Linked DNA regions of Homo sapiens: regions 1, 2 and 3 are each linked to region 4. A link is a loop called in an ENCODE intact Hi-C map of the cell type or tissue named here. Cell type or tissue: heart left ventricle. All regions are shown on one strand. Region 1 overlaps FLT1 (fms related receptor tyrosine kinase 1). Region 2 overlaps FLT1 (fms related receptor tyrosine kinase 1). Region 3 has its middle 23 kb from the start of MTUS2. Region 4 overlaps FLT1 (fms related receptor tyrosine kinase 1).

Region 1 (8,000 bases), 98 kb before region 4:
GCAAGGTAGGGACAGTCAGTTTTTTTACTAACTTTCAAATACTTTTTGACACCTGGAATTAAGATTTTTTAATGGACGCAGATGGGAATCTGCATGTGGGATGTACTGTATATTTGAGGCAAAGGCTCTCCCTGCCTTGGAAAAAGGTGGGCAACAGCTACTCTTCTTTCTTACTGAATATACCCTATCACTGGCTAACAATTTCATAATTTTTCTCTCTAGTTTACAGTTTTAGAAGCACAAGCACAAAACTAAGGTCCTCCCATGAGCTGTGACATGAGCTCAGGTTGGAACTCTGGTCTCCTGTTTCTCAACTGAAGATCCCTAGACTTTGGCAATACCACTATGTCAGTTGCATTAGCATTCCCATTTTTCATTTTGTATTCTTTGGTTATGATCCAAGTTCTTCCCAACACCAGTGATCACTATGTTTCCTACTTTTGGGCTTTGCTCTTCCATCTGTCTGAAATGCACCTCCACCCATTGCCTGCCTCCTAAGAGGGCTTTATTTATCAAACCCCATGGCTCAGCTCTTACGTCACCTTCTCTGTGAACTCTCCTCACTGCCTCATTCAGAATCACTTCTTCCCCCTCAGTATGAACAGCACTTTGTTCACGCCCTTGTTACATCACTCGATGCGCAAAGGTTTGTCTCTCTCTAAGCTAAGAGCTGATTGAGAGCACCCTTGTGTCTTTAGGCTGGGCCAAGGCTGGCACACAGTAGATACTTAGTGTATATTTGCTAAATGAATACATCCCTACCCTCTGCTAATTGTGCAGCATTTCCTTGCATCCTGTTGATGACTGAGCCTTGTTTGCTTTTTCCTCTTTTTGTTTAGTCTAGAGGGATGATACTAAGGATAGTTTATGGGAGCTAATTTGAAGAACAGGAATAGACTTGATAGGTGCAACAATAAGATATTATTGAAACTGCCCAAGGATTATCATTATGCCAAACTATTTTCCTTATTACTTTTAACTCCACTTGCAGAGTGTTCAGGAGGATTGTTATTCAAAAAAAAAAAAAAAAAAAGATTGACAGGAAAAGTAAACAAAGCATAATCCTAACATAAACAGATAGAAGTGGCTATTTGATTTTCTAGATTCTTCCCACAATTCCAACTCGTTTTGCTTAGGGTGTATTACTCTCAGAGTGGAAAGTTACTGGTGAGCTATGGAATTCCTGGGAAGTAGCTGTTTTCCACACATCTGATTTCTCATTTGACTGTCATTTTCTAAGAATAGAAATAGAGAAGACTTACAAATCTTAAATATCTTCTTTACCACTGTGAATGTTTAACACATAAGACAGTGAGATCTACTGAAATTCTATACTATTTTGCAAATTTGGGGTATGCATCAATATTTATCGACCCATCCGTTTAGGGTCTTGACATATGTGCCAACCTAACATGCAAATAAATAAAAAAAAAACTAAATAATTGAAGCTATTAGATTCGGATAAAAGTGTAGAGTTGAATTTTTCTGGAATAACAGAGCCTTTTCTAAATATATTTAAATTTTGTTTTGGCAATATTAAATCTAAAATTTCTATTCTATCTAGGATTAGAACTAGTAACTATGTTAGAAAATAACAATTATGGTGATAGAACATAATATTTATAAATTTGGGTTTAAGTGATGCTAATAAAATATGGTTTGGGGAATGAGGCCACCTCGAATGGAACTTTGTAAACATTAGCTTTCTTTCCAATTTCTTTGTGGTGTAAGGGATCTCTCTTCTGTGTGATGGAATAAGTTCGCCAAGGCCTGAAAACATGTCTTATTCCTTTCAGAATGGTCTCAAGACTCAGAGCATTACCTTAAATGTTTGTTGGCCATTTGAATTATTCTCTGTTCAAGGCATTTTTTTTCACTACTTACAAGACTGATCACAAATGGAAGTTTAAGGTTGCATATGCTTTATTTCTTTAATACGTTGCTGCTTGAAATTATCTGCCAAAAACGTACACATCTTTGATGTACAAGAATGACAGCTCGATGTACATTAGTCAGCAGGTACTAATTGAGTAGCCTACCTGTGTGAGGCCCAGATTTGGTGCTTGGTGGTTAAATCAGTACAGTTAACTTAGAGGTGTTTCAGAAATATATGTAGAAACTTTGTACACCAGAAAATAAACAGAACCACTCTTTCACCCTCTCAGAGAGATGAAGCTAAAATTTATAGATAAATGAAACCCTCTTTAATTACCAAAAGTTCTCAAATATGTCTTTATATAAACATATTTATATACACTTAGACTAACTTAGATTCAGTTGTAGACAGGAATTTTAGTAACACATGAGTAAGAAATGCTCCATTGCACTTATTTTGAGTTATATGGTAACATATTTGCATACTGGTGTCTATACATGATCATCAAAAGAGATTGGGTGACTAATATATGCACATTACTCTCAAATACGTAGAATAATTCCTGGCATTTAAATTTTAGGCTCTAGTGAAAGGGCGTATCTATGTATATCCACGGCCAAAGCATTCGCTTAGTTTGAGGACAGAATGTACTTGTTTAAGGAGCTCAAAACTATTAATTGGTTTAATATGGCCAGACAGTTAATGTATCTACTATAGAAAGAGGTTCAGACCTAACTCAAATTATTTAGTGTCTTAGAGTCTAATAAATATGTAAATATGTTAAGTTATTATAACTACCGATAGTTCAACTGAAAATGTCACCCTTTAAAAAAAAAGTAGTAAAATATGCTATGAAGGCGAGCTAAGTTTTGACTGAGTAATATTGTGGCTTTCGTTTTGCCTAGAATTTGTTCTTATAAAACATTAGGAATAAAAGAGAGGAGGGAAAGGATGATTACTTTTAAACTCATACAGGTAATGAACCAAGAAGAAATAAAGCAGAATCTTTCCCTTTTTAGTTTTTTTTTTAATTAAAAAAAGGAAAGTGGGGCCAGGTGCAGTGGCTCATACCTGTAATCCCAACACCTTGGGAGGCCAAGGCAGGAGGATCACCTGAGGTCGGGAGTTTGAGACCAGCCTGGGCAACATAATGAAACCCCGCCACTACTTAAAATACAAAAATTAGCCAGGAGCGGTGGCAGGCACCTATAATTCCAGCTGCTCAGGGACAATTGCTTGAACCTGGGAGGTGGAGGTTGCAATGAGCTGAGATCGCACCACTGCACTCCAGCCTGGGCAACAAGAGCGAAACTCCGCTTCAGAAAAAAAAGAAAAAGAAAGAAAAGAAAAGTGATAATAAAACTGTGATATCTCTTTTGAATATTAATAACACCAAAATAAGTTATCAACACTGAATAAGGTGGAATATTTTATTTTTCTCATCCTCAGCCAACAGGTAGACTTCTAAATAGATATTCCTAAACCTGCTCCCATGAGTCTGAGCAAAAAGCCAGAGAGCATCATAAGGATGTTAAGCATATAGTGCCTTCCACATGTCTATAGCTTGCAGCCTCTGCTCATATAAAGTAAAGATAATGATATACACTTCATAGAGAGACTATGAGGATCGAATGAGGTAATGTATTTAGAAAGTTACAGAGCACCACAGATTTGCAAGGTTGTAATCATTGCTAGCATTGGGGTACATTTCTTTAAATAAGACCTGAGAACCTTTAATGAACTTAAAGGATATTTCTGCCTACTATAGAGCTAGTTTGACAACAGTGAGCAGTTTTGCCAAACATTTCTAAGAAATGAATGCAAATTATGGAATGTAAAATGCAGTTTTGTTGTGCTTTAAGAATAGTAATTTAGTAGGTCTGGGGTGGAGGGTGGCTGTGGAATTCAGGAAAATATGACTTTTCAGAAGAAGAAAAATTAAGGAACTACAGAAGAGTTAGACAAAAGTAAAAGGAAGAGTAAATGGAAGGGTGTCATGAGGGAATGAAGTAATTCTCCCAGTTCGTGTGGCCTGCCCCATTCATTGGTTTCCTGTCATGAGAGGAAGTGGTTCTGCCCTGTGGGTTGGCTGAGGCTGGGGTGGGCTGACTGGGCATGTGGGGGAGCTGATGCCTGCTCAGCCAGTCCACTTTCAATTTCTAGAACTTCACGTTCCGCCTGCATTTTGAACAACTAAGTAGTACGAGTAAACCCCCCAAGGACTGAGCTCCGCTTGATCTTACAGTCCTCCATGAACTCTGCCAGAGTACTGATGCAGCCTCACAGGAGATACTATTTAGATAAGATTGTCCATGGCAAGGAGGTTGGTTGGTTTCTAAAGGAACAATAATAATACAGGACTGGAGGGAAGGGGACCTTCTCTGTGGAATGGAAAGGGTGGATTTCAGGAACCCAGGAGAGGATAGGGCAAGGACAGTCTTGGCATAATCAGTTTGTGCTGCAGATCACTGTTTTCTCAGGAAGAATCTAAGATGTTGAAAGTCTACTTTTCTTTACGTGTGCTTGAATACCAAGGAGACCCTCGGGTAGCTGACTGGACAATTGTGTGGCCTGAATGGGTCTTTGCGCTCATCTGTTCCCCACAAACGGGATGGTGGGGGGCTTCTGCTGATCTCCTTCCTGGTACTCTCATGAGCTCTGATCACCTCCTCCATGGGTGTCTAGAGTCCACCTGGTTGTTTCTGGATTGTCTTTTCTTCTTTCTAAAACAAAGATCTGTTTCTAAAATGTTGAATGTGTTTGGGTCTTTATTCTAGGGAGGTTCAATGCCTGCAGCCTTTGATTACTGCAGTTTTGTTTTGAGAGCACACATTCTTTAGATCACAGTCCAGTTTAATTCTCTCTCCCTATATAATTATCACAAATCATAGTTTCAAAGGAAGAAGTAACACTGATTGATTATAATAGACAGAGTTGTACCACGTACTAAGTTATTCCCCACTCATGGGAAAAAAACTTAGGTAACATCGGGTTCTTTGTGAAAAAACTCGTTTTCTTTATAAGCTATCTGTGATAACTAGTCAAAATATGTAGAGAAACATTTCTGTCTACATTGCATTAATATTGCTGACATCTTACAAAGCAACTTGGCACGTCACTGATATTCAATCTAAATATACTGTCAACCATCTGCTCATCACACAAATATTTATTAGGCACCAACCACGTGTAAAACATAAAGGTAATACCACTTGTCTTTAGCATTTATGTTTGCATTATACAAGATTAAACATATTTGGTGATTACTTATTGGATCTATATATGTATCTGTAAAATATCTACTACATCCTCCCAAGGATAGAGAATTGGGAATCAAGGAAGCAAGTTCTATTCTTGGCACCGTCCCTGACTTCTGTGTGACCTTGGCCAGTTCTTTAATCTGTGTTTCTATTTCCCCTTCTGTAAATGGCAATGGTCGTGCTTCCCCTTTCCTATCATACACAGCTATGAATGAGTTAACTTAGAAAATCACTGTAAATTATATTTTCTTCCTTCAAAAGGGCTTGAAAGTATTTCCCAGTGTTTGCACACTGATGTTTCCCTTCTGTTTCTTGTAAACTGTAAGGCAATTTGACCATTAACTCTGAGGATCGGTAACAAATTAACAGAAAATTTCAACTTATGAAAGTAGAATGGCTGTCAGAAAAGTCTTAAATGGAGGTACAAACTCTGTGATACAAAACTGACTCTGTGATTATAATGTTAATAAGGGCCCAGTAAGGAAAAAAAAAAGTGCAGCAGCTCCTCCACCATTGGGGCCAAGCCGTATTTTCCGCAGTGCCAACCTGGACCACCTTGCCAGCCTCGATCCAGCCCAAACAAATGAAGGCATGCTCATTCTCTGCCCAGTTAGCTCTAAAGCTTTGCCTGCTTTATTTGCTCTTCTGCAGATGAGTCCCTTCAGGGTGTGAAAAATGTTGGGTTCTCAACTCATGGAAGGTTGAGGGAGAACATTATTCTTTTGGCTTTCTTAGATAAAATGGGGGGTTTTCTAAGAAAAATCTAGTAGACATGCATGGACTCTCAAGGAACCGCTTGCAAAACTCTAAAAGTAGGTCAGGACTGGAGTCTAAAATAGTTACATGCTTTAGAAGTTAACTAGAAAATAATGTTTCCCGCCATTCTCAATGACAATGTGACATCTCATGTCTGAAACACTCTTCGTGTGCACCAGCAGTAGAGTACTATGGGGGGCTGGGGTGGATGGTGTCAAGAGAAAGCTGACCACTCTAAGAGTAAGGGTGGTTTACTGCCTTCCATCCGGGGATGGGGGGTGGGGTGGCCTACAATATCACAGAAAAGCAGAGGCATCTAGGAACTCTGAGAAGGGCTTCCGAGAGGGGCTTGCCTAATTGCATTTCTCTATTGTTTACGTCAGCAAATTGGCAAAGAAAGGAGGGCCTGAGTCATTAGGGATGTGTTAGGGATAGATCATTTGGGGGAAACATAGTTTGGCGCATCAGTGGGGTATGTAAAATTAACAGGACAGAAACAAGACAATTGTTAATGGTAGTTAATTAGAAATGTACTCAAAGACCCAAATTTAATTGACTGCCAACATGAATGTCTATTATTTTTATGCTGTAACAGTTTTATGTCCCATATTTTATTTTCCACCTACACAATGAAAGTTTTAACACTATAAAAATTGAAAAAGTCAACATTTCCTGGGGGCAAAATGTAGGTCAGATGTCTGAGGGAAGCTATAATTTAAGACCTCTTCTTTTGGAAATACGGTCACATACCTCATGTTTTAATATTGATCACATTCTTCCTAAGTACACATACAATTTGTATCCATCCATGTGTCTCAACATATATTCTATGCAGTGTGTGTCTGGGTATGCAGCCTCAATTCAGCCATGCTACAGAGAATTTTAATTTACCACAAACAAAACCTTGAATCAAAATGAGGACTTTAAAGAAGACCACTTGACCAAAGACCACTTTAGCAGGACTTTGAGCTTGAACAAACAGCCAAATAAAACTGGCCATCTTATACAGGAGGCTTTCATCACAAGCCAAAAGTGAATGTTCACTTACTAATGAGAAACTTCTTGCATTCTGTTATATAATTACTGGACGAGGAAGTGCATGCTGCTTAATGTGACTGTTCGGACAACAGCCCTTATTAATATTTCATACAAAGTCCTGAGAACAGAGCATGAGTTCTTTTGCCAAAGGCCCCTTTGCCACTTTTCTCTGCTTTGTGAGATTTTCCTCCTTTTCCCACTCTTCTTAGTAATACAGTGAATATGATGAATAATTGTTTCTAATGAGTTAACTGTCTCCTGTAATTGCTATCAAACATTTCATTATGTGTTTTAAATTAAACTAAAAGGCTGAGTCACAGGAAATCTATGCGGGATGTTTTTTGTTTTTTGTTTTGAGACGGAGTCTTGCTCTGTCGCCCAAGCTGGAGTGCAGTGGCACGATCTCGGCTCACTGCAACCTCCGCCTCCTGGGTTCAAGTGATTCTCCTGCCTCAGCCTCCCAAGTAGCTGGGACTACAGGCGCGTGCCACAACACCTGGCTAATTTTTTGTAATTTTAGTAGAGACGCGGTTTCGCCATGTTAGCGAGAATGGTCTCGATCCCCTGACCTCGTGATCCATCCGCCTCGGCCTCCCAAAGTGCTGGGATTACAGGCATGAGCCACCGCACCCGGCCGCTGGATGGTTTTTATAGTGATCTTTTCAGCAAGATTCAGTGTAGCTTCTCAGGTTACCAGAAGATAGTGACACAAAATTTGTGAAGATTCCTTAAGAAGATTGGCAGAACCTCTCAGATTGTCTTTGGCCAAATTTACAGATTTTTAAAAATTGAATGAGCATTTTTATTATTGAATCTAGAAACTAATGTCCTGACACAAGATCTTTAGGTGATAGATAAGTAGAACAAATCACTTATAAAACATGCACTTCTGCCTGGGGATCTACATTTTAGTATATCTTCACTGACTTGGTAGATTGTTTCTTAAAATATGGTATCTATGTGACTTTAATGTAAAATCAGTGCCCTTTTAGGTGACAAAGCAGAACCTGTTGGATTGATAAGATGGAAAGGGCATGATGGATTTAGACTCTGGCCCTGACAGTGCCTTT
Region 2 (8,000 bases), 78 kb before region 4:
AAACAATTAAAGAAAGTAGAAACTCTTAGCAAAAACAACTTCGGGTACCTTGTGCCTGTCTGCATGTGTGCAAATGTTTATGGGGCGCCGACGGCATGCTCGGGCCCTGCTTAGCTATGGGGACAGAGTGAATACGTCGATTTGTCCCCTGTCCTCCTGTAGCTGTTGGCCCAGCGGGGACTCAGAACCATTAAGTCAGCACTTAAAAGGTGGTGAGTACTCTGCAGGAGGACGTTACAGGGCCAGTACCCCTGCAGATGCGATAGTTTAACACTCTGGAGTTCCTTCTCAGCTCAAGGACCAGGGAGGAATAGTAACGGAACGTTTTTCTGACCACATTCCCTTCTGTCTTCCCCTTTTTCTCACTGACTTTAGCCTCTCATTTTCCTCTCACATAAGTCATTCCTGCTCTTGGCTGCTAAAGATGAACCACTCATTTTTTTCTGGAAATGAAGCTTGAAAATTTCACTTAGCCTATAATCCCAGCTACAGGCTGAAGCGGCAGGATTGCTTGAACCCAGAGGTTCGAGGCTGCAGTGACCTATGATTGCACCACTGCACATTAGCCTAGGTGACAGAGTGAGACCCTGTCTCTAATATTAATAATAATAATAATAATAATAATAATAAAATTCCTCTTGGTTTAAAAAATCTGTAGAATCTGCCCAAGACATGTGCAAATTAGAGACCAGCAAGCTTTCTGCTCAAAAAAATTCTAGTCCAGAAAGTCAGAATGCAAAATGGTGAAATGTTTAAAACAGAGAGAGAATTCATGGACCTCAAAGATAAATAACATCAACACCTTTATTTTATAATTAAACACTTGAGGCCTGAGAGCTTGAACAGTTCCCCAAAACTTGAGCAGAGAGAGACTGAATTTAATAACTGTTTCATGATGTTGATTTCCATATGCACTTAATTAGCCCTGGAAAAACTTAGCCATCCAACTGCATATTCTGATTAAAAGCCAGCCTTTTATAGATATAAAATGGTATGATTTCCTTGAGTTTTTTATTCATTAACATAACTTCATTTTTTCCGTGTTTGAATGTTACTTCCACTAAAAACTAAAATCTAGATACTAAATTTTCTAATTTATGCATTTTTATTTAATATTAACATTTACAACGAAAAGGATGTATGGTGACACACTAGTGTGGGGCTTTTTTCAAGTATCAGCCAAATATATTTGCTATTTTTAAGTTTTGAGGATGAATATAGGAAAAAATCTAAGGAAAAGAAGATCACACATAAAATTTGTGACTTTGTTATCTGAGGACTTACACCAAGTTTTCATTTCACCTGTCCCCATTGACTGAACCATGCTGTAAAGCCACATTGTGACAACTTTTTTTTTTAATAGGTGTGACTTTTGTTCCAATAATGAAGAGTCCTTTATCCTGGATGCTGACAGCAACATGGGAAACAGAATTGAGAGCATCACTCAGCGCATGGCAATAATAGAAGGAAAGAATAAGGTATTGTTTGTAAAAATGCGCACTGGGATATTTATTCCACAAATACACTCTCAGCTCCCAATTCTAGGTTTATTGGCACCAGAAGTAATTTAAATGTTCAAACAAAAATTCAGAGAGAAGAAAGACAATATCTGAGCTATGTCTTCATGGAGATACACACAGAGACTACTCAAGCTACCAGTTCCAACATAATGAGTACTCATTCCTAATGGTAGAGATGGCACTGTCCACTTGAACATCAAACTGGTCCACATTGGTGGTTCACAGTCCTGGCTGCCTATTAGAATACTCTACCAATTATTATTATATCCAAATCTCCGGAGTGCAGCCTAGGGCTCGTAAAATCTTCCCAGGTGATTCCAGTACCTAACGGGGATTGAGAATCACTGATGTACATAAAGTGGGATCCCAGTAAGCAAAAGCTAGTGCAAGACTTAGAGCTAAAACTGAATGTTTCTATTTTGTGAAATATCATGTATTTCCCTCTGTCTGCAAGAGCAAAGCCTGAGTTGAGGGGGATATGCAAACACACACAATCTATCAAGATTCCTTGACCTCATCAGCGCACTATTCATTTTATACTCCCCTAACCCCCACTGAAGCTTGGCAATAGCTAACAAGCCTGTCAGCTAGGCAAGTCTCAGTGGATCTCAGACCTAGTGGCTTTTTCCTGTTGAATTAGTAAAGAATACACTTAAAAATCTGCTATTGTCTGGCACAGGGATAGTGATTCTTTTCTTTTCTTTTTTTTTTTTTTTTTGAGATGGAGTCTCACTCTGTCACCCAGGCTGGAGTGCGATGGCGTGATCTCGGCTCACTGCAACCTCTGCCTCCTGGATTCAAGTGATTCTCCTGTCTCAGCCTCCCAAGTAGCTGGGATTACAGGCACCTGCCATCACACCTGGCTAATTTTTGTATTTTTAGTAGAGACAGGGTTTCACCATATTGGCCAGGTTGGTCTCAAACTCCTGACCTCAGGTGATCCACCTGCCTCGGCCTCCCAAAGTGCTGAGATTACAGGCGTGAGTCACTGCACCCAGCCATGATTCTTTTAAAAAGAAAAAACATATCAAGTATCCCCTTGCTGACATGTCTGTTTACATATATATTTCTTGATTTGGAGTAGAGACTGTTAATACAGATTCCACTGCCTGCTTGAGTGTGGGTATGCTTATGTCATCTATTCAGCCGTACACTTTGCACTTGAAGATGACAAAGTAGATGGCATCGTTCCTCATGTATGATTTAACAGTAACAACAAATAACATCTATAATTTTCATTATGTGAAACTTTTTGACATATGCTAATGTCACCATCATTCTTTGGCAGATGAGAGTGGTTATCTCTATTTTAAAGATAAAACAGGGAAGATAAGATGATTAACCCAAAGACAGCTTAAAAGTATAAATGAGAGACTCAAACCAAAGTCTTTCCTTTGCAAAACCTAATGCCCTTATAGCCAAGTAAGCCACTGTAGAAATTAGTCAGAGTGGCAATAGCTTATATGATAACACCAATAGTCTCTTATTAAACACTTAGGAAGTTTTTATAACTATAGCAGTAGCTGTAGGTGGTTTACAACTCTTTTTCTCTGACAGAAATAAGCAGTACTTTAAAACAGTCCGTGATGTATAGCTATTGATAAGAGAGCAGTTTAATGAAATACTTAGAGGAAGTTATATAAACTTGAAAGTTTAATTTGTTCTTTCTTTCTTTCTTTCTTTTTTTTTTTTTTGAGACAAAGAGTCTCACTCTGTTGCTCAGGCTGGAGTGCAGTGGCCCAATCTCAGCTCACGGCAACGTCTGCCTCCCGGGTTCAAGTGATTCCTGTGCCTCAGCCTCCCAAGTAGCTGGGATTACAGGCACACGCCATCACTCCTGGCTAAGTTTTGTATTTCTAGTAGAGACGGAGTTTCACCATGTTGGCCAGGCTGATCTAGAACTCCTGACCCTGTGATCCGCCTGCCTTGGCTTCCCAAAGTTCTGGGATTACAGGCATGAGCCACCACACCCGGCCTTCAGATATTTTTAATAAGGAAACTACCTCAGTTTATTAGCAGTGAACAGCAAATTAGTTGTCACAAAGTACTAGAAAAATGTCAAGATGCCATTCATTGGTTGTGTCAATTCATTTTGCTTTTTCCTGACCATGTCAGGAGGATGTACTGTTAACTGCCGGATATTAACACAAGAATTTATAAGCTTAATTTCAGTGGTAACTTCTAGTGCTATTTTGGTATCCTATCCACAAAAATATACAATAGGAAATGAAATGAAAAATGAGAAAGCTAGGTGAAGTTTCTGGCTAACCCAAACCATGAAGTGGCAACTTGACTCCATATATAATGTAAAAACCTATAAAAATCAGTGGAGGTGGAGTATCAAAACATGCCCATGATAAAAGAACGTCCCAAGATTTTCTCCATGAAGGTTTAAAACAAATTTATTGTCTGGTAATTTTACAGTTACGCAGAAGATTTTAAATATAGACCTCTGCACTTGTGCTACCCAACCTGCCATCAGGAGCCCTGGAGTCAAACTACGACACTTCCTCTCTGTATAACCACATACAAACCAGCTCACCTCTCTCAGCTTGAGTTCTTTCCTCCAAAAAAAACAGAACTAATGATACTTGCCTTAGCTAGTACTTCCTGTTACAAGGATGAAATGAAATAACATAATGAAGGCCAGACGCAGTGCCTCATGCCTGTAATCCCAACACTTTGGTAAGCCGATCACCTACCAAAGTGGCGGGCGGATCACCTGAGGTCAGGAGTTCAATACCAGCCTGGCCAATATGGCAAAACCCCGTCTCTACTAGCAATACAAAAATTAGCCGGGCGTAGTGGTAATCCCAGCTACTCGGAAGGCTGAGGCACAAGAATCGCTTGAACTCAGGAGGTGGAGGTTGCAGTGAGCCAACACTGTGCCACTGCACTCCAGCCTGGGTGACAGAGTGAGACTCTGTCTCAAAAAGTAAATAAATAAATAACATAACGTAACGTAACGTAAAGTAACATAACATAACATAATGAGAAAGCCCTATACAAGTACTACTTTAGTAAAGTGAATGTCATATGTACCCTTATGCAATTCCCTAAACTGATTGTGATCATATACAATGAAGACTTTGTTAAACAATTGTTTGCACTGAAAAAACTTTTAATACTCACACTAAACAAAGTCTCTCTCTCTATATATATAGATATATTTTATATCTATATATATGGTACATATCCCATTAGCAGTTGTAATTGTAATATATTAGACTTTAAATAAAATGATTGAGTTCATATCTTGAATTTAGGAGAATTTAGTAATTTTACTTTTAGCATCTACTAATATATCTTTTTGTGGGTGTGAAAAAATGTATCTGTCATATGATGGTGACAAAATGGAAGTTTTGCTGTTTCTGAATTATATGCAGTGCTTTTTCCTTCACAATTAAAACTGTTTTTATTTTCTATACATTTTTAGAAAGCAAATTAAAGTCCCAGCTTAGACTGCGGTGATCCCTTTATCCACCGTCACATGGTAGCCTGCCCAGCAATGCTACTCCACAGATCAGTGGGGCAGCGATCACACTCACGCTGGAGCACCTTGGATTTTTTTTCTTTGTTTTGTTGTATTTTTTTGTTTAACTTAAGGAAGGGTATAGAGGACAATAAAATTTAGTTTCCTTATTGGCGAGTTTTGGCCCAGATTTGTGAAAAGTGAGTCATCAACTGGAGTTGCTAGTAGCAAATGTGCACTTTCGTATTGTCTAAGTGGTGTTGCCAAACTGTTAGGTTTGTAGATATGGAGTAGGAAGTAGAAGGAACCCCGTGTTAGAAAAAACACACAGGAAATACGTTATCACAGCATTAATTCTGTAAGGTTGGAGAATCATTACCATTTTAATGTGTTAGCAATATTTCCATTGAAATCCTTCTGAGTGTACCTTGAGAAATGTGTCCTGTATGAGACAAATCCATGACAGGAGCAAGAATCCTAACCACAGAATTACAGCTTGTGTTTCAGTTCCCACACACACCCCAATTTTTTCTAAATCTCACGTTCTGTTTTCCCATCAGTTGGCTCAAATGTGCCACCCTGTGTTAATTTTAGATTCTTCCATGACCTTTACACATCTACTTTTATTTCTCAGTGAAACACTTGAAAGGAAGCTATATTAGAAACATCCCGAGATTAAAATCAGTGTTCCATATATAGATGTTTAAAAAACGAGTGCTGGAATTAGGCTGAATGACACATCAGCCCATCCATTCTATTCAGTGAGGTTCAAACAACATTGTAGTAACGAATTACTAATGCTTAGTGAAGGGGAAGGAAGGAAGGAACATGAAAAACTCCAAACTTACAGTACTTGCTGATAGTTTTATGAGCATTCCTGGGTCATACCAAAGAGCCTAGAGAATGGGCTTGAAGGATCTGTCTCTAACATGTAAATCCTTGAGGGCCAGGCCAGGCAACTGGAAGCACCACAAAAAGCAAAAGCAGTAAAAATGAAGAGTAGAAAGCATGAGTCCTTTAAGACTAATATAAAATTTGATAGTCTAATTTTATTTATTTATTTATTTATTTATGTATTTTGGCATGATCTCGGCTCACTGCAACCTCTGCTTCTCATGTTCAAGCGATTCTCCTGCCTCAACCTCCCAAGTAGCTGGGACTACAGGCGCCTGCCACCATGCCCAGCTAATTTTTGTATTTATAGTAGAGACAGGGTTTCGTCTTGTTAGCCAGGCTGATCTTGAACTCCTGACCTCAGGTGATCCACTCACCTCTGCCTTCCAAAGTGCTGGGATTACAGGCCTGAGCCGCCGCATCAGGCCTAATAGTCTAATTTTATTTCAGCACTTCTGCTTTTTTCTCTTCCTCAGTCCTCTTTCATTTATTTTCAATTGTGGAAAATGAAAACTAATTATAGCACTAATACAAGTAGATATCCTTAAGAATTTATTTTTGCATACCTTATAGAATAAATGATTATAATTTCAAACGCACAACTCAAATTCTTGGTTACTTTCTCTTTGAAAGTATTTAGTTGATATTGCATGCCCTAACTGTGATGCTATTTTCGTTTTTTTCCCTTAACACCATAGTATTTGGATATAAGGACTGAGGAACAGATTTTTTCCTTTATTCAGAAGACTCAGACATTGAAACTCACTGTCTCATGCAAAGCTGCCTTCTAGTCCAGCCAGACTACACTGATCTACAATTTGCACCTGAGCTCCTTTCTCTGGCCCTATAAAGTTTAAATTTTAATTGTCAAATAATTTTATTTTTAATGAGAAAATGTTTGAATTTATAATTTAAAAATATATCCCCTGAAAGAGAAGTACTCTAGAAATGAGATAAATTTTAATAAAACTGATCATAGGATATGTTTCACCTTATTTTTAACTTTTCTTCTTTAGTGATAACCATTGTATTTATCAAATATATTTTCAAACCACATAACAACAGTTGAAGAGCAGCTTGCAGCTTATGTAAAATGTCATCAGAGAAGCCAACTAGTATTTCTGTAAATAGTAGTAGTATTTAATTTATGTTACCCATCTCTGCGGATTAAAGGAAGTATTCTCAAGGAAAAATTCAATTAAAGGTGTAGACAGAATTTTGCCAATAGATCTGTGTTATTCAACTTAAAGAGTCTCAAGGCGAGAAGCAATCTGGTGTAGAGATTAGGAGCATAGGCGCGGAGGCAGACACACCTGAGCATAAATTCTGCCCAGGCCTGTCTGTGGTCCTTTGCATCTTTGGGTGAATCATCTAATCTCTCGGAACCTCAGTTGTCCTACCTGTAGAATAGGGTAATATACCCATCTCACAGGGTTTTGGGGAGGATTAAATGAGACAATTCCTGTAAAGTGCCTTGCATGCTGCCTGGTGCATTGTAAGGCATACATAAAGGTTCGCAGAAACAAAGAAATAATGTAAACTCCCATCAACGTTGTTTTCTGCTTCTATTTTAATAGAAGCTTTGGAGACATGATTTCTGGGGCAGGCTTGACTACGAGTAATGTGTCTTGTTTGGAAGGTGTCATTCACACAAAAGAAGAAAAATTCAATACATTTCTGTCTCCATCTTGTGACCCGGATTCATTTCACTTCGGGGCACCTCAGTTTTATTCTCTGATTATACATAAATTTGGACCTATTTGACTATTTGTTGGGGACTTGTAAAATGGCCACGGCCATTCCCAGGTTACCTACACAGGTCTTAAATGTGGCAAATGTATACATCTGACTTGATTTTCCCTTGCCACGAAACCCAGTTCTTGTTCTCGGTTGCTCTAAGTTCAATGAAATCAAAATCTTTTAAATAAAAACCCAAACATGACTCATAGATGCAGATAAATGCTGTCCATAATTTCAAACACTCCCAAGCCAACAGAAATGGGTTTTTCACTTACTTACTGAGCAACAATTAATCTGAGAATCTAAGTAAGTTTCTCCTGAGGCCCATTAGGATAAACACTTGAGAACTAACTTCATAAAAAAAACAGTGCTGG
Region 3 (8,000 bases), 470 kb before region 4:
CACCTTTATTTTAATCTCCGTTTAAAAGTCTTGCAAATCTGGTCAATAAAAATCATATCAAATTTCTTTTATCATTCATCATATTAATATAACATTGAAAAATACAGAGAAATTTATGTAACATATATGTAGGTTATAAAACAAAATAACACATGAACTCATGACCCAAGCCAAGGCCTGCATCCCTTAATGGGCTCCTCCTCTATCCCATTCCCTTCGCCTCCTCCTCCTCATGCCACCCCCCAACATAACCTTCATCCTGAATTTTAGGTCGATTCTTTCTGTCTTTTAAAATAATTTTATCACATATGTATGGATAACTGAATAATATCTTGTGATGTTTCTTTTTAGCTTTATAAAAACTGTATCATCCTTAATAAGGTTCTGCAACTTGCAATTTTTACTCAGTATAATGTTTCTAAGAGTCATCTATGTTGTAGCACACAATTGATGTCAACTCATTTTCTCTGCTATACAATAATCCATCATTTCCCTGATGGGTTGTTTCTAGTTTTGGTTAATATGAATCCATATGAACATCTCATAAAAGTCGCTTCGTGTATCAAAAAAGTATTCAAAATAATGCCAAACATTTTTCTAATGTGGCTGCACAATGTCCCGTCTCTCCAGCAATATAGATTTCCCATTTGTTCTCATCCTCTTCAAAACTTTATATGGTAAGAGTTGTTAAATTTTGGCAATCTAGTGGGTATAAAATATCTAACTGTGGTTCTACTTGGTATTTCCTTGATTACTAGTGAGACACAGCATCTCTTCTTATGGTTATATGCCATACATATTTTCTGTTTTGTGAAATACCAGTTCATTTCTTTTGCCTATTTTTCAATTGTGTGGTCATATATTACAGATTTATAGATCATTGCGTATGCACTATACTAATCCTTTGTTGGTGATATGTATTAAAATATGTTCTCCTGAGTGTGGCTTGACTTTAATTTTCTTTATGTCATTTTTTTTTTTTTTTTTTGAGACGGAGTCTCACTCTGTCACCCAGGCTGGAGTCCAGTGGTGCGATCTTGGCTCACTGCAACCTCTGCCTCCCAGGTTCAAGCGATTCTCCTGCCTCAGCCTCCTGAGTAGCTGGGATTACAGGTGCATGCCACCATGCCCGGCTAATTTTTGTATTTTTAGTAGAGACACAGCTTCACCATGTTGGTCAGGCTGGTCTTGAACTCCTAACCTCGTGATCCACTTGCCTCTGCCTCCCAAAGTGCTGGGATTACAGGCATGAGCCACCGTGCCCAGCCTATGTCATTTTTAAAGAAGTCTTCAAAATATAATACATATGAAAGCCCTAAAATTAATCCTATTTCTAATTGGAAAATGTTTAAATTGAAAACTCATTAAGATTATACAAGTAGTTGCCGTTTTAACTGACATGTTTGTTTTCATTTTTTTCTTTTTTCTTTTTTTTTTCTTTAGACAAGGTCTTGCTCTGTTACCCAGGCTGGAGTGCAGTGGAATAATCACAGCTCACTGTAGCCTTGAACTCCTGAGCTCAAGTGATCCTCCCACTTCAGCCTCCAGTGTAACCAGCAGACTTCATGCCCAGCTAATTTATTATTATTATTATTATTATTTTGTAGAGACAGTGTCTCACTTTGTTGCCCAGGCTGGTCTTGAACTCCTGGGGTCAAGTGATCCTCCTGCCTCAGCTTCCCAAAGTGTTGGGATTACAGGCATGAGCCGCTGCACCTGGCTTAAGTTTTTAATTAAATTAGCATGCCAATTCTTTTTTTTTTTTTTTTTTTTTTTTTTTTTTTTTTTTTTTTTTTTTTTTTGGTGATGGAGTCTCGCTCTGTCGCCCAGGCTGGAGTGCAGTGGCTCAGTCTTGGCTCACTGCAATCTCTGCCGCCCGGGTTCACGCCATTCTCCTGCCTCAGCCTCCCGAGTAGCTGGGACTACAGGTGCCTGCCACCACGCCGGGCTAATTTTTTTATATTTTTAGTAGAGACGGGGTTTCACCATGTTAGCCAGGATGGTCTCAATCTCCTGACCTCGTGATCTGCCCGCCTCAGCCTCCCAAAGTGCAACTATTCCAATTACATTGTGTTTAACCAAGTTGAAATTAAGCTTTCATTTGCTGCCCAATTTCTCTAGAGAATCTAAATTTACTAGAACCTCATAGTAATTCACATCTCTGTTACTTATTAGCCAAAATAATGAAGCTGCTTTCAAAAAAATTTACTATTTCCAGTTTCTAGATTATCTTATGAAATCTCTTGCCTGTACAATCTGGAATGGAAGAATATACACTTTGTTGTTAAAAGAACTAGAAACATGTCATGCAAATGGCTTCTCCATATTGAAGGTATGCTGGCATGGGTGAGTGTCCGTCAGGGGAGCCTTCCCCCATTCTCCCAGGTGGAATCTGTTGCTCTTCCTTCTGTAGTCCCGTAGCTGTGTGTGTGTAGAACTTGCATTGCAATGTACTTTTGTTTACATGTTTGTTCGTCCCCTTTGGCTGACCTCATGCCTTATTTATTTCCAGTTGTCTAATACCTATCTTGGTCCTTATCACATAGGAGATGCTCAATAAATATTGGCTGATTGATCAACTCATTGGATGGTTACACTGGTTGATGTTAAAGTGGGTGGCCTATTTGCTTAGCTTCTGTTCTCCAGAACAGTTAGACCAAGATCAATATATAATCCACTTCAACTGTTGTTGACATGGTCATTCTTTTTTTTTTTTTTTTTTTTCTGAGAGAGAGTCTTGCTCTGTAGCCCAGGCTGAAGTGCAGTGGTGTGATCTTGGCTCACTGCAACCTCCACCTCCCAGGTTCAAGTGATTCTCCTTCCTTAGCCTCCCGAGTAGCTGGAATTACAGGCACCCACCACCACACTTGGCTGACTTTTGTATTTTTGGTAGAGACAGGGTTTCGCCCTGTTGCCCAGGCTGGTCTTGAACTCCTGGGCTCAAGCAATCCGCCTGCCTTGGCCTCCCAAAGTGCTGGGATTACAGGCGTGAGTCACCACTCCTGGCCAAAATGGTCATTCTTTTATATCTCTCAATCTAGATAATTTTTGGAGGACCCAAACACCACATAGGAGATAAGAAAGGGGGAATTTTAAAGGATCATCCCCACTTCCTAAAGCTAAGTTATTCTAGCAATTTAATAAATTGGATTAGGGTAGGAAACATGGAGTCCAAGTCCAGCTCTTCCCCTGAACACCTGCTTAGGGCTTTAGTTCTCTACAAAACTAACCAGGGTTAGAATCATTCATTAGGCAACCACATTGCACAGTGGAAAAACAGGGGTTTTTGGAGTCAGGTGGATCTGGCATTGAGGGCAAAATATCAGTTTCTAGCTTAACAACCTAGGGCACATTATTTAAATTCACTGATTGTCAGTTTTCTACGGGAAATACAATATCTGCCTTGCAATGTTGCTAAATGAGACAAAATGTATGAAGCGCATGCCACTGTGCTTAGCACACAGTAGAGTCTAGACAGGGACTTCCGTGGTGTAAATCACACTCCTGTGCTTATACACAGAGGAAGCTCATCTTTCATCAGTTTTTTTTAGGCAGGGTCTCCCTGTGTTGCCCAGGCTGCAGTGCAGTGGCACAATCACAGCTCACTGCAGCCTTAATCTCAGTGGGCTCAGGTGATCCTCCCACTCACCCTCCTGAGTAGTTGGGACTACAGGCACACACTACCATGCCCAGCTAATTTTTGTATTTTTTTGTAGAGATGGAGTTTCACCATGTTTCCCAGGCTGGTCTCAAACTCCAGAGGTTCAAGTCATCCACTTGCCTCAGCCTCCCAAAATGCTGGGATCACAGGCATGAGCCACTGCCTGGCCATCTTTCAGTTTTTACTTATGCTTTACAATTTCTCTCTCTCTCTCTCTCTCTCTCTCTCTCACACACACACACACACACACACACACACACACACACAGAGTGAAATAGGGAAAAGACAGCAAAAGTCCACCAGGTTTAACAGAGTATTTTCCTATGGTTTTGGTACCATCATTGCCAGAAAAGAAAGGTTATCATAGAGTCCGTGATTTAATGGTTAAATATAAAATTCTTTATGCCTTAAAATCATTAAAGTACTATTTCTCAGGTAATTCTCCCTATGTCCAATAAAATTAAAAGTCACCACATGTTGAGAACTTGGAAATGGGAGTGATTACATTTTTTTTTTTTTTTTTTTTGAGACAGAGTCTCACTCTGTCGACAAGGCTGGAGTGCAGTGGTGCTGTCTTGGCTCACTGCAAGCTCCGCCTCCCGGGCTCATGCCATTCTCCTGCCTCAGCCTCCCGAGTAGCTGGGACTACAGGCGCCCACCACCACGCCTGGCTAATTTTTTTGTATTTTTAGTAGAGACGGTGTTTCACCGTGTTAGCCAGGATGGTCTCGATCTCCTGACCTCGTGATCCGCCCGCCTCAGCCTCCCAAAGTGTTGGGATTACAGGCGTGAGCCACCGCACCTGGCCTGATTACATTATTTAAGCCCTGAACAAAAGTACCATTAAGGTGTAGGCCCATTCCAATAACTTTTAAAGATTATGAAGAATACTTCACACACAGTAAGCAAGGTTATATGATGGCACAATTCAACAGTGGAACCAACTGCTCAACATGTTGTGTTTCTGCTGTACTTTACATGGTAGATCTGGATACTAAAGTTTGTGACTGCTTGGTTTTAAGCAAAAGTCACCTGCTTACAAGGTAATTCACTTTAGAACTGGCTATTCAAATCTGCAGCAGCCTTCAAAAGTGCAGATGGAGAAAACTGATGCTCAAACCATTGTCTCAAATTGGGTTTTGAAACTGGAATAGGGAGCATTTTCTTCACAGATTTTGAGGTAGAGCTAATTCCTGGTTTGCCCAGCAGAGGGCAACAGCCCCCACGGGAAAGTGCAAGAGTGTTCACCCGCTTTAAAAGCCATCTTCCCAGCTACTCGGGAGGCTGAGGCAGGAGAATGGCGTGAACCCGGGAGGCGGAGCTTGCAGTGAGCCGAGATCGCGCCACTGCGCTCTAGCCTGGGCGACAGAGGGAGACTCCGTCTCAAAAAAAAAAAAAAAAAAAGCCAACTTCACCGGAGGTCCACGGAGAGAAAGCGGCGGCCAAGGGGTGGGTGACATCATTCCTGGTCAAGAAGATCACCCAGGGACAAGCATAAAATGGAAATGCGGGTCCCTTGTTAAAAAAGAGAAAAAAAGCGTTTCTTCTGCAGTCTCTCTCAGTTGACCTGTCCAGATGTTTTGTTTGCTATTTAATGTCACACTCCCTCACGCACAGAGATGCTGGCAGGCTGGGGACAGACCCTTAGGGCACCAAGGGCCCGCCCTGTGGTTAGGCGTGCAGAGGGTCATGCCTGGCCCTGCCCCCACCCTGCCCTGCCCGTCTGGTGGAGGGCGGCAGGGGCACCGTGTCGGGCCTCTCAGGATGAAGGGCAGCAGCAGTTCTGAGCAGGAGCAGGAGCAGGAACAGGTGACCCAGACCCAAGTCCGCGAGGTGGGGAGGAGGCAGGAGGCAGGACCGCACAGGAGCCGAGCCTCCAGGCCCTGGGGAACAAGCCCCATTGTCCCGGACTTCACTTACAGAACAAAAGGAAGGATAACTGTGTTGAGAATTTCAAGATGGTGTCCATGGAGCCTTGAAGCCCAAGTTGGGGGGCCCCTAAGAGCGTGGGGCCCTGCCGGCGTACCTCGCCACACACCTGTCCAGAGGGTTGGTTACTCTCTGAGCCTAACCAACGCCAACCAGCTGGTACACCTAAGCCCAGACTGTGCTGTCACCTGCCTGCTTTCTAGTTCCTGGAAGAGAAGGGGTTGTTACACCCCGGGATGCTCACTACCATCAGGAACAGAATCTCCTCTCTGCCTGCTGGCTCTGGCTATATTGATCTCCACCACGTTCCTGGAACACCCAAGCTTGCTCTCCCATAGGGCCCTTAACTGTGTGCTTCCCTGGACTGCTCCTTCCCAGAGACTATGAGGACCCCTCCTTCCCTTCATTCAGATCAGGGACGCTTTCTCCAGCTAAAATAGCAACCCCCTCCAGGCACATCTCACCCTTTAACCAGCTTTATTTTTCCTCATATCGCATATCATCCGTTCCTGATGTCTTGTGTATTTATTTGATTGCTTTTGGTCTATCTGCTCTGACTGGACAGTCTGGCAAGGCACCTTAGCTCATGCCTGTAATCCCAGCATTTTGGGAGGCCAAGGCAAGAGGATCGCTTGAGGCCAGGAGTTCCAGATCAGCCTGGTCAACATAGCAAGATCTTGCCTCTACAAAAATACTACTACTACTAATAATAGACTGTCCATGGGAGCAGGATTTGTGGGGGAGTTTTTTTGTTCATGACTATCTGCAGCTCCTAGAACCACTGCTAGTATGTGTAAACACTCAAATGTTGAAGTGAGAATAAATGTCTTGATAACCTACTGGCTGATGGCAAGGTGCCTACTAATGAGACCAAGGAAGAACCAGGACAGGGTTGCTACCAAGCAGGACTTAAGTAAGTAAGTCACTGAGTGGCTGGTACAGGAAAGAACTCTTTACTTGTTTGCAGATTTGCCCTAATAAAGAATGCCAGCTTCACATAGTATCTTTATATTTCCCATCTCCTAAGCTGTGATATTTTTATAACACCCTTAGAGAGTGACTTAATCATGCCATTTACAGGTAAAATACAGAAAGCCCAGAGAAGTAAAGATCTTACAGAACGTCACACAGCTCATAGTGGCAGAGCCAAAACTACAAGACCCAAGGCTCTTTTGAGTTTTATCCTGTGCTGTTTTCAGAGATCATTCTTTTCTGAACATGTGGTCTGCAACCTGAGCTTGTAGTTTTATATTCAAGGTCAGGAGGCAGCAGAAGAGACCTACTGTCTCTAGCAACTCTACTTAGTGGCCCAAGACCTTGGGAGTTTACTCAGCTTGTTTCCAGAGATCAGTCCGCTTTGCTTTGGTTTCAGTTCAGGGTTAGCATATCAATAATTCTTTATTAATAAGGCCAAGCATATAATGTTTCTTAGCAGTTGCATATCGAATATGGAGAGAAAACATAGGGAGTGTACTATGTATTGTGAAACATTGCACCAGACAAGCATATTCTAAGCCATGTGATTCTAAGCATTTGCTTCCTAAATGATCGTTGATCTCTGGCCGCTGAAGAGTTCATTGTCTATCTGTGAACAAGTCACTTGTTCCAGCCCATTACCGCAGCTAATTAGCCACAACTACATTTCACGTAAGGGTTGCCTTTGTGTTGAACTTTAATATTCAGCAGGAGAATAGACACTGCATCCCTTTAATTGTGTTTTCCTAATTAAATTCCAAATTCTAATTGTTTCTTCCCCTTGAAATGAAGATCTTAGATTTTATCGTCAAGTTCCTATGCTCAAGTTTTATTTTAACTGTTTTTAAAACCTTGCCACAACTAAGTAACCAAGTAGACTTTGCACCACAGATAACTTTTGGATACATGATTATCTAATAGTAGATGTATAATGATTACAAAAGGGACAAGAATAATACACTTCAGGGTCACTAGACAAAATGAAATGTATCCTCTCCTTGTCATGAACCACTGTTTCTCATTTCCTAATCTCTAAAATGGAAGAAATTCCATCTGACTTTTATTGACTTAAAAGGAGATTAAGAAGATTAATTTAACACTGTTAGAAAAAACAAAAATATTATAGTATACATTTTGGCAAGCAAAAGTACCATGTTAATAATATTATTATTTACAACATAGTTGCTTTATAACAGATTGGTAAAAATGAGAGGATTTGTAGAACACAGAATTTTGAAACTAGGAGAGACTCCAAAGGCGATCTGGTTCAAATTCATTTTACAGAAGCATAAACAAAAATTCAGAAATAACAAATTTTCAGTTTGAAATACCTATTTTAAAGTAATTTCTACAATGAAGTCTTTGACATAATAAAATTCTATAATAAATTAAATTTAAAGAGGGAATGAAGCTTACTATTTAACTTATTTAGAAT
Region 4 (8,000 bases):
AGGAATGAATGAATCACTACTGGTAGGGTCCCAGGAGGAGGTGATGTGGGGGCCCTTCCCTCCAGATCCACCATGCAGATAGACCTTACCCAAGGGGGTAGGGACAGAGCTGTGCTTTATGATTAAGAGCTCCAGCATGTTGTCGCAGACCTTTCTTTCCGTATGGCAGGGTTAGGGCAGAGTAGATGTGTGATCATTGTTTGAGCCAGCAAGGTGCAAAGAGCTGTGCAAGCCAATGTTTTCCCCAGCTCTCAACAGAGGTAGCAGAGATGAAGGGTAGCTGGGGAAGACAATCTGCTAGGGGCGGAGGTGGTTAGAGAGGAGCTAAAGGCTGGGGAGGCCAGAAACAGTCGGAGGGACCTCGACACGGCCCCGCCTGCTTCTCCATCATCCCCGGATAACGTTTTATGAAGTTCTCTGTCGTGGCAACCTCATTCTGTTTGCCTCAACTTTGCATCTGTAAAACTGATCAGGTATAATGAGACAGCTTACCCTCATGTGCGGCCGTCAGCTCCGTGCAGCTGGGCGCCAGCATGGAAGCCCCTCTGAGGACGGTGGCTGGACCCCATGCGGGAGCCGAACTCTGCGGCATCTGCCGCCGTAGAGGGGACATAAAAAACTCTGGAAGCAACTTCCCGTTCTGGAACCTAGGGGGAAGATGAGATGCTGTTAGGATTTCTAGCGTGTTCCTCGTACTAAGAGAAAACCACTCCACCAGGACCAGCCCAACTTCTGCAAGGCACAAAAAAGAACTAGTGGCTTCTGGGCTCCCGGCATGCCCTGGGCAGCGGCTGGTGAAGCAGCTCCGGGGTCACTCCCCTTTGACCCAGAAGTGGTCCTTGCTTTGTGGGCTGCATGCCCAGCCCAGGCATGCAGTGGAAACGCAGGGCAGGAGAGAGGAGGCCTTCAGAGTGCAGCTGGACTTCCTTCCCAACCCTCTTGCTTCCTTCAGACCGGGGTCGGGTTGGCAAACCAAGGTCAGCCTGTGAGCTTAAAATGGTTTGACCTTTTTAAAGTTGGGGGAAAAAATAAAAAATAAAAATAATATTTCATGATATGAAATTGTATGAAATTCCAATCTCTGTGTTCATAGTTTTCTTGGAGCACAGTCATACTTGTTTGGTTGTTTCCAGGCTACAAAGGCAGAATTGAGTAGTAGCTCCTTGATCTGCAAAGCCTAAAATGCTTACTAGCTGGACCTTTACAAGAAGAGTTTGCCGATTCCTACTGTAGATCCTCTGGCAAGCCCCAAGGCAAATCGCGCAGACACTGCTGGCGAGAGACGGCCAGGTAGCCGTCTCTGTCGTGGTAGGGAGGGAGGAGCTGCTTAATAGTTCCAGGACTGGTGTGACAGTAACCAGAAGCCGCTCTACTCGCAAGGGTCTGGTTAAGAGGCAGGGAGGCTGGCTTTTGCCTCTCCCCTCCTCAAACGTATTTCTGTCCTTCTTCCAATCTTTTCTCTCTAATGCTTCTGCACTGCCCCTCACCTCCTTTTTTTTTTTTTTTTTTTTGTATTTCAATTGTATTCTTTAAACCCCTTCTTAGGTTAAACTGAAAAAGTCACCGTATTCATGGGCCTCTCATCCCTAAATCGCATCCCTTCGCCCCACTAATACAAAGGCTGGTTGGTTTGAGGTTTCTCAGGCAGGCTGAAGGCTGGCAAATGGCTGACTGGCTTGGTGTGGCTGAGCATGAGCATGTGCTGTTTTGGCTGCAGGGCCTCTGATGGTGATTGTTGAATACTGCAAATATGGAAATCTCTCCAACTACCTCAAGAGCAAACGTGACTTATTTTTTCTCAACAAGGTAAGGATTTCAAAAGTTGGAGGTTTTTAAAGATAGCAATGAGTTTTCATTTAGTCTGTAACAACATAAAGCAAGAGAAACCTGTATTGTGTTGTTAATGATTAAACTTAAAACTCAATCTCTGCTTCTTCTCCTTTTTTCATGTTTTTTCCCCTGATAATCTGTTACACTCTAGTGTGGATAGCACAGAGAATCATTTGATCCCTGTGTGCGTATGCAGCCATAATTGGAGAGTAAATCTACTAGCCACTTATCTAAATATCTAACAATAACTTTCTCTCTTTCTCCCCCTATATATGTGTGCATGTGTACATACACGCAAACATACATACACAAGTCACTTATTTCTTTAAGGAAGATAATAGTTAATATAATTGTCTCCATTTATTAGGTTAGATTTTGACTAAGGCTAAATCAACTGAGTGACTTGACAATCAGCAGTAGACCAATGATGTGGCCAGGGCCAAAAATCATTATCTTTCTTTTCCACTGCCCTTTCCCCTACTTCCTGACACCCTCACTACCCATGTCATCCCTACATATACTCTGAACCAGCCTTATTAAATAAAAGCTGTGTAGTAAAAGGAACATGTGGACCCAAGACCTAAGGGCAAACAAGGTTTAAAAGAGATTATTGGGCCAGGCACGGTGGCTTACGCCTGTAATCCCAGAACTTTGGGGGCTGAGGCAGGTGGATCTTGTGAGGTCAGGAGTTCGAAACCAGCCTGGCCAGCATGGTGAAAACCCGTCTCTACTAAAAATACAAAAATTAGCCAGGCGTGGTGGCCCGCGCCTGTAATCCCAGCTACTAGGGAGGCTGAGGCAGGAGAATCGCTTGAGCCTGGGAGGCTGAGGTTGCAGTGAGCCGAGATCAAGCCACTACACTCCAGCCTGGGCAACAGAGTGAGACTCCGTCTCAAAAAAAAAAAAAAAAAAAAAAAGAGAGAGAGAGATTATTGAATGGAGGAGAAATAATTTACTAAAACTTTGCCAGTGTGACATATGGCACCAATACTGTGTCCTTCTCTGAGCTGAAGAAGTCCAGGGGACAGTGATTCAACATTATTAACCAGTAATCAGCAACACTGGTGATGAACCCATGTAGTGTGGTGGTTAAACATTGAGACTCTGGAATCAGACTTCCTGGATTCAAATCCTGTCTCTACTTCTCATGAAATCTGGGAATGCAAATTACTCAACCTGTCTGTTTCAGTTCCCTCGTTTATTAAATGAAGCTTATAATAGAATCCAGCTGATGGGATTGTTGAGAGAATAAAAATCTCTCAGTCAAACATTCAATAAATGTTAATCATCACTGTCACCACCACTGTCATCATCATCATCAACATCATTGACCTACTAAGATAGAAAAATTGGGTGAGTCCAACTTCGTACCACTGATCTACATGGTGGATAAAATGTCTGAAATCCAAGAATGATGCCCATCTTTATAATGTGGGCAAGAATCTTCACACACAAATAAGAACCACTGGACAGCTGGCCAATTTTCTCATCCCTCAAACTTTGATCTAATTAAAGACAGAGATGTTCTACCGGACCGGCAATATATGCAAGAACATCATTTTCCCCAGGTTTAAGTCAGGTCCTCTAATAATAAGAACCTTTTTTTTTTTTTTTTTTTTTTGAGACAGAGTTTCTCTCTCTGTCAGTCAGGCTGGAGTGCAGTGGTGTGATCTCAGCTCACTGCAACCTCCGTTTCCTGGGTTCAAGTGATCCTCCTGCCTCTACCCTCCCAAGTAGCTGGGATTACAGGAGCCCGCCACAACGCCCAGCTAATTTTTGAATATTTTGGTAGAGACGGAGTTTCACCATGTTGGCCAGGCTGGTCAAACTCCTGACCTCAGGTGATCCGCCTGCCTCGGCCTCACAAAGTGCTGGGATTACAGGTGTGAGCCACCGTGCCCGGCCTAATAATTAGAATCTTGAAACTGAAAGGGATCTTTGTGATCAGTTGGTTCACACTCGCAGGCTGCAGATGCGTTCAGAGAAGTCAAGTGATTCGCTTAAGGACACACACCTACCATGAGGTGAAGTCAGAAGGTGAAAGAACTCAGCTCTCTTGACTCCTCCTCCACTGCCTTTTCTGTGCACCACACTAAATGAGGTGAAAAAAGCATAAGAAAAAGTGGAAAGTGGTGCCTTGGGCTGAGGGCAGTACAAATTCCCCTTAGTACTGAAATTTTGGACTGGCTTCAGGAAGAGCTAAGCCAGCAGAATACCCTAGGGACCTGGGCAGGATGGAACGTTTGGGTTTGTGCGTCCTTTGTTTTGAAGAGTTTGCTTCCTTCTCTGGCTATATTTAATGATTTGCCTCCCTGTGCAACTTGGTGGAGCTTAGTGTTTTTGTGGAAAATCCATGGCTGTCTTTCATATTTGGAAGATAAAGGTAAAGGAAAGGCAAAACCAAAAGGCTAAATTGAAAATGGAATACTTCATTTTCCAAATAAATTAACTGGGATCCTTAAATATGGTTTGTAATAAATTCACTATATTCTGCCAGAGTCCCAAGAGTTCAGTAAATTACCTTTATTTAACAAAAGTGGTACTGATAAGCAAAGCTGAATATACAATTGATTGGGAGTCAGGAAGGGAGTGAGAGAGCCTGAGTTTTGGTCCTTGGAGACATGCCTAGGCTGTGACTTTTGGGTGCCGTGGGGAAGAAGGCTGTCCAGGGAGAGTTTTCACATGCAGAGCCCTGAGTGAGCCTGTGGAGCATTTTTCTCCCCATGCTATTGCCAGCGCTTTCTCTGATGCCTTCTGTCCCACAAAGGATCTTGTGAAAAATAAAATTCCAGTCCCCAACTGAACAGAATCCAATATAACTGCATTGTGGAAACACAATAACAAATAGTGAAAGTCTTTACCTGCCCTCAGGTGGGTTACCTGCAATGGCAGTGGGTATTCACTCTGAGGCCTGCCTCCCTCTGCAACCCCGGAAGGTCTCTTTTCAGGGGCTGGGAACCTTGGTGCCCTTTTGGCTTTTAGACTAGGTTAGGGCTGTCCCTCCTGAAGCTTTCTCCCAGTGCTCTGCTTGCTCCCACTGTGCCCTCTAGTGGAGGGATCACTCTTGCTTTGTGACATTTCTAGAAAAGCCCAGGAAGGATGGGGTACGCGGGTTAATCCTAGAACTGCCACACCATGCAAATGGATCAAGGGACACCACTGAACTCCAGTCCCTCTCTGCTTCTGCCTCAGTATTGCTGTCTAGCAGAATCTAGGCTACAAACATGGTCTTGTTATAAAGCCACTGAAAGTGCTAGGTTTTAGAGTGTCATAGTTACTAGATGAATTACAAAAGGCAATAAAAATCTTTTCTGGTTTCCCATGAACACCCAGAACTGACAACTCCTTTCCTATGAATCATAAAATAATAGTATAATAGAGCTTTTCAGAAGAGGATAATTAAACTCAGAAAAGTAAGGTGACTTGCCCAAGATCGCATGATTAATGGAAGAGCCAAATGAACCAGGGCTTGGATGTGCAGTCCAGGGTGAAAGGCCATTGCTACCCTTGTTAGGATCAAACTGTATCTTTGTTTAAATGGAAGAGAAAAAAAGCAATGTCCATGTTCCCTCCTTCCCCAAAGAAACCTGAGAAATTGGTAACTATAGCCTTCTCTTATAACTCCTCCTAGGGATTACAGAGTGAAGCACCAAGCACACTGAGGATCCTTTCCTCTCAGTGATGTCATCCTTCACAAGATGGCGTGTGGCATGGAAAAGTGGTTAAGGGCACAGATGTGGGCATCGACCAATCCTGGGTTCAAGCTTTGCTTTTTTTTTTTTTTTTGAGATGGAGTTTTGCTCTCGTTGGCCAGGCTAGAGTGCAATGGCGTGATCTCGGCTCACTGCAACCTCCACCTCCTGGGTTCAAGCAATTCTCCTGCCTCAGCCTCCTGAGTAGCTGGGATTACAGGCATGCACCACCATGCCCGGCTAATTTTGTATTTTCAGTAGAGACGGGGTTTCTCCATATTGGTCAGGCTGATCTCAAACTCCCGACCTCACGTGATTCACCTGGCTCGGCCTCCCAAAGTGCTGGGATTACAGGCGTGAGCCACTGTGCCCGGCCAGCTTTGCTATTTATTAGCTGCATGTGAATTTGATTACTTTACTTCTCTGAACCTGTTTCTCCATGTATAAATAAGAACTACTTCGTAAAATTGTTGGAAACACTAAACAAGAAATGTACCTAAAGCTTTTAATATACCAGCTCACACAGAGTAAGCATTCAGTAAATACCCACCACTCTTAATTTTTTTTTTTTATCTGATCTAAGATGCTGTCTAGAAGCCCAGGCAAGAGCACAATAGACTCTGCAACTCCAGAGGTAGTCAGGCTCCTGGACACCGTAGGGCCCCTGTGCTAGTTCACGATCCATTTTGAGAAGTGAAACGCTCTCATTTCTCATCAGGCGATTGCCAGTTGAGGGACTGGTTTCCCACTGCTGTGCTGGAGCTCCTTTTCACCTGGGTCCTTTTCGGTCTCTTCAAAGGATGCAGCACTACACATGGAGCCTAAGAAAGAAAAAATGGAGCCAGGCCTGGAACAAGGCAAGAAACCAAGACTAGATAGCGTCACCAGCAGCGAAAGCTTTGCGAGCTCCGGCTTTCAGGAAGATAAAAGTCTGAGTGATGTTGAGGAAGAGGAGGGTAGGTATTAATTCCTTCCTGTCCTACGCGCTGAGATATTTTTACAACATACTATGCATCTCTGAAATTTTTTTCTTATTTATCACTCTAATAAACATCCGTGGGAGACTCGAATGGTAATGTCCTGAGGAGATAAGATTTGAATTAAGATAATTTACAGAGTTACTAATTTTGACAGGGAACTGTACCGTTTTCTCCCCTCAGGGATTTTCATCTTAATGGATCATCCCCCTGCCCCCATGCTTGGATAAAGTGGGCTGGAGGCCTGGAAAAATCTCTGGTGTTCATGTTGAAACTCAAATACTCTTAAAAATGAACTCTGATCTACTTGTTGGTTTGTTTTATGTTTTGCTAACATTGTTCCAATAAACTGGGATTTGGTGGGATAACAAGAGCCATTACAAACAGTTACGGTTCTAATGCTTTCCAGATTCTGACGGTTTCTACAAGGAGCCCATCACTATGGAAGATCTGATTTCTTACAGTTTTCAAGTGGCCAGAGGCATGGAGTTCCTGTCTTCCAGAAAGGTCAGTCTTGCTGTTTACTGTTTTTCTTCTCTGCCAGGGCTGGACACACACCTTTGCTATAAATTCATTTTTCCTAGTATTTGCTGATACCTATGTTCTTAAATGTAGAACAAACACCACTGCAAGTGCCTTAATTTGCCTTGATATGAGGAGTTTTGAGAATGAGGAGTCATGGATACCAGTGGATAGAACTTAATTCTGGGGAAAACTCACAGGTTTCAGACTAGACAAACCTGGCATCGGCTCTCCACAGTATCCTCTGGCATATTTTCAAATCTGGCCCAAATCTCAGAAGACATGACTTCATAGGAGAGCTACTATTAATATAGCCATATAGGGCCCTCCCACAAAACTGCAGCTGGAGAAAGATCTCATCTTGGCAGCTCAGGATAAAAGACTGTGGGGAAAGTTTGCCCACTGGTAAATCTTAGATAACCAGCTTCGCTGATCAAATAGTAGCCCAGTGGATTCAGACCATTTCTTGACTTTGAGGGCTTGGGGACCTGTATTTGTAGAGAGGCTCTTCATGTTTATGGTAACTCTGTGTGCACCGAGAGGTGCTCCCTTCACAGCATGTGAAATGGATTCCCAAATTAAGATAATGACACTGACAGGTGTAGGAAATTAGTTGGTTAGGTTAAGGAAATGCATTGATTATGCAACTGTTTTATTATAGTGCATTCATCGGGACCTGGCAGCGAGAAACATTCTTTTATCTGAGAACAACGTGGTGAAGATTTGTGATTTTGGCCTTGCCCGGGATATTTATAAGAACCCCGATTATGTGAGAAAAGGAGATGTAAGTCAGTTTGATGTTTATTTGACTCATGTGTGTCCTATCACTTTTAAACCACAGACTTGGTAAATATTTACACTTCCTCAGCTGTAGTCCCTGAAAACCATCATTGGCTTTCTGTGAAGACAAACAGTCCAGATGAGCGGCATCCCAGAGAGCCCTTGTGTAAGGCTCAGAAAGGCCACTGTCTCCTGCTTC

The links. A loop is a pair of places that touch in the nucleus more often than their neighbours do. Peaks named below come from ENCODE experiments on the same cell type or tissue, not always from the same donor. Only the 100,000 strongest peaks of a DNase experiment are listed, where the experiment ranks them.
Region 1: a loop joins it to region 4, with 2.4 times the contacts of the local background. A loop is called at or near these places in 4 of 110 quality-filtered maps.
Region 2: a loop joins it to region 4, with 2.9 times the contacts of the local background. A loop is called at or near these places in 8 of 110 quality-filtered maps.
Region 3: a loop joins it to region 4, with 9 times the contacts of the local background. A loop is called at or near these places in 59 of 110 quality-filtered maps.

Annotation. Positions count from the first base shown.
Region 1 is chr13:28,419,164-28,427,163 of GRCh38, reverse strand. FLT1 (fms related receptor tyrosine kinase 1) reads left to right here. Exons shown (of 30, transcript NM_002019.4): 10 at 1-5. Among named protein-coding and RNA genes, the nearest start is that of FLT1, 72 kb to the left of the region's middle. RefSeq lists an enhancer at 4,089-4,138. In heart left ventricle, no CTCF peak of the experiment used is centred here; a DNase peak (open chromatin) is centred at 3,973.
Region 2 is chr13:28,399,258-28,407,257 of GRCh38, reverse strand. FLT1 (fms related receptor tyrosine kinase 1) reads left to right here. Exons shown (of 30, transcript NM_002019.4): 11 at 1,364-1,478. Among named protein-coding and RNA genes, the nearest start is that of FLT1, 92 kb to the left of the region's middle. In heart left ventricle, no CTCF peak of the experiment used is centred here; no DNase peak of the experiment used is centred here; H3K27ac peaks cover 894 bases.
Region 3 is chr13:28,793,710-28,801,709 of GRCh38, reverse strand. No RefSeq gene overlaps it. Among named protein-coding and RNA genes, the nearest start is that of MTUS2, 23 kb to the left of the region's middle. In heart left ventricle, a CTCF peak has its summit at 4,863 (motif pointing right); DNase peaks (open chromatin) are centred at 4,909 and 5,459; H3K4me3 peaks cover 370 bases.
Region 4 is chr13:28,321,268-28,329,267 of GRCh38, reverse strand. It overlaps FLT1 (fms related receptor tyrosine kinase 1), which reads left to right. Exons shown (of 30, transcript NM_002019.4): 20 at 1,718-1,806; 21 at 6,322-6,478; 22 at 6,909-7,006; 23 at 7,683-7,805. Among named protein-coding and RNA genes, the nearest start is that of FLT1, 170 kb to the left of the region's middle. RefSeq lists enhancers at 675-1,175, 5,840-7,039 and a silencer at 7,802-8,000. In heart left ventricle, a CTCF peak has its summit at 4,877 (motif pointing left); no DNase peak of the experiment used is centred here; H3K27ac peaks cover 1,016 bases.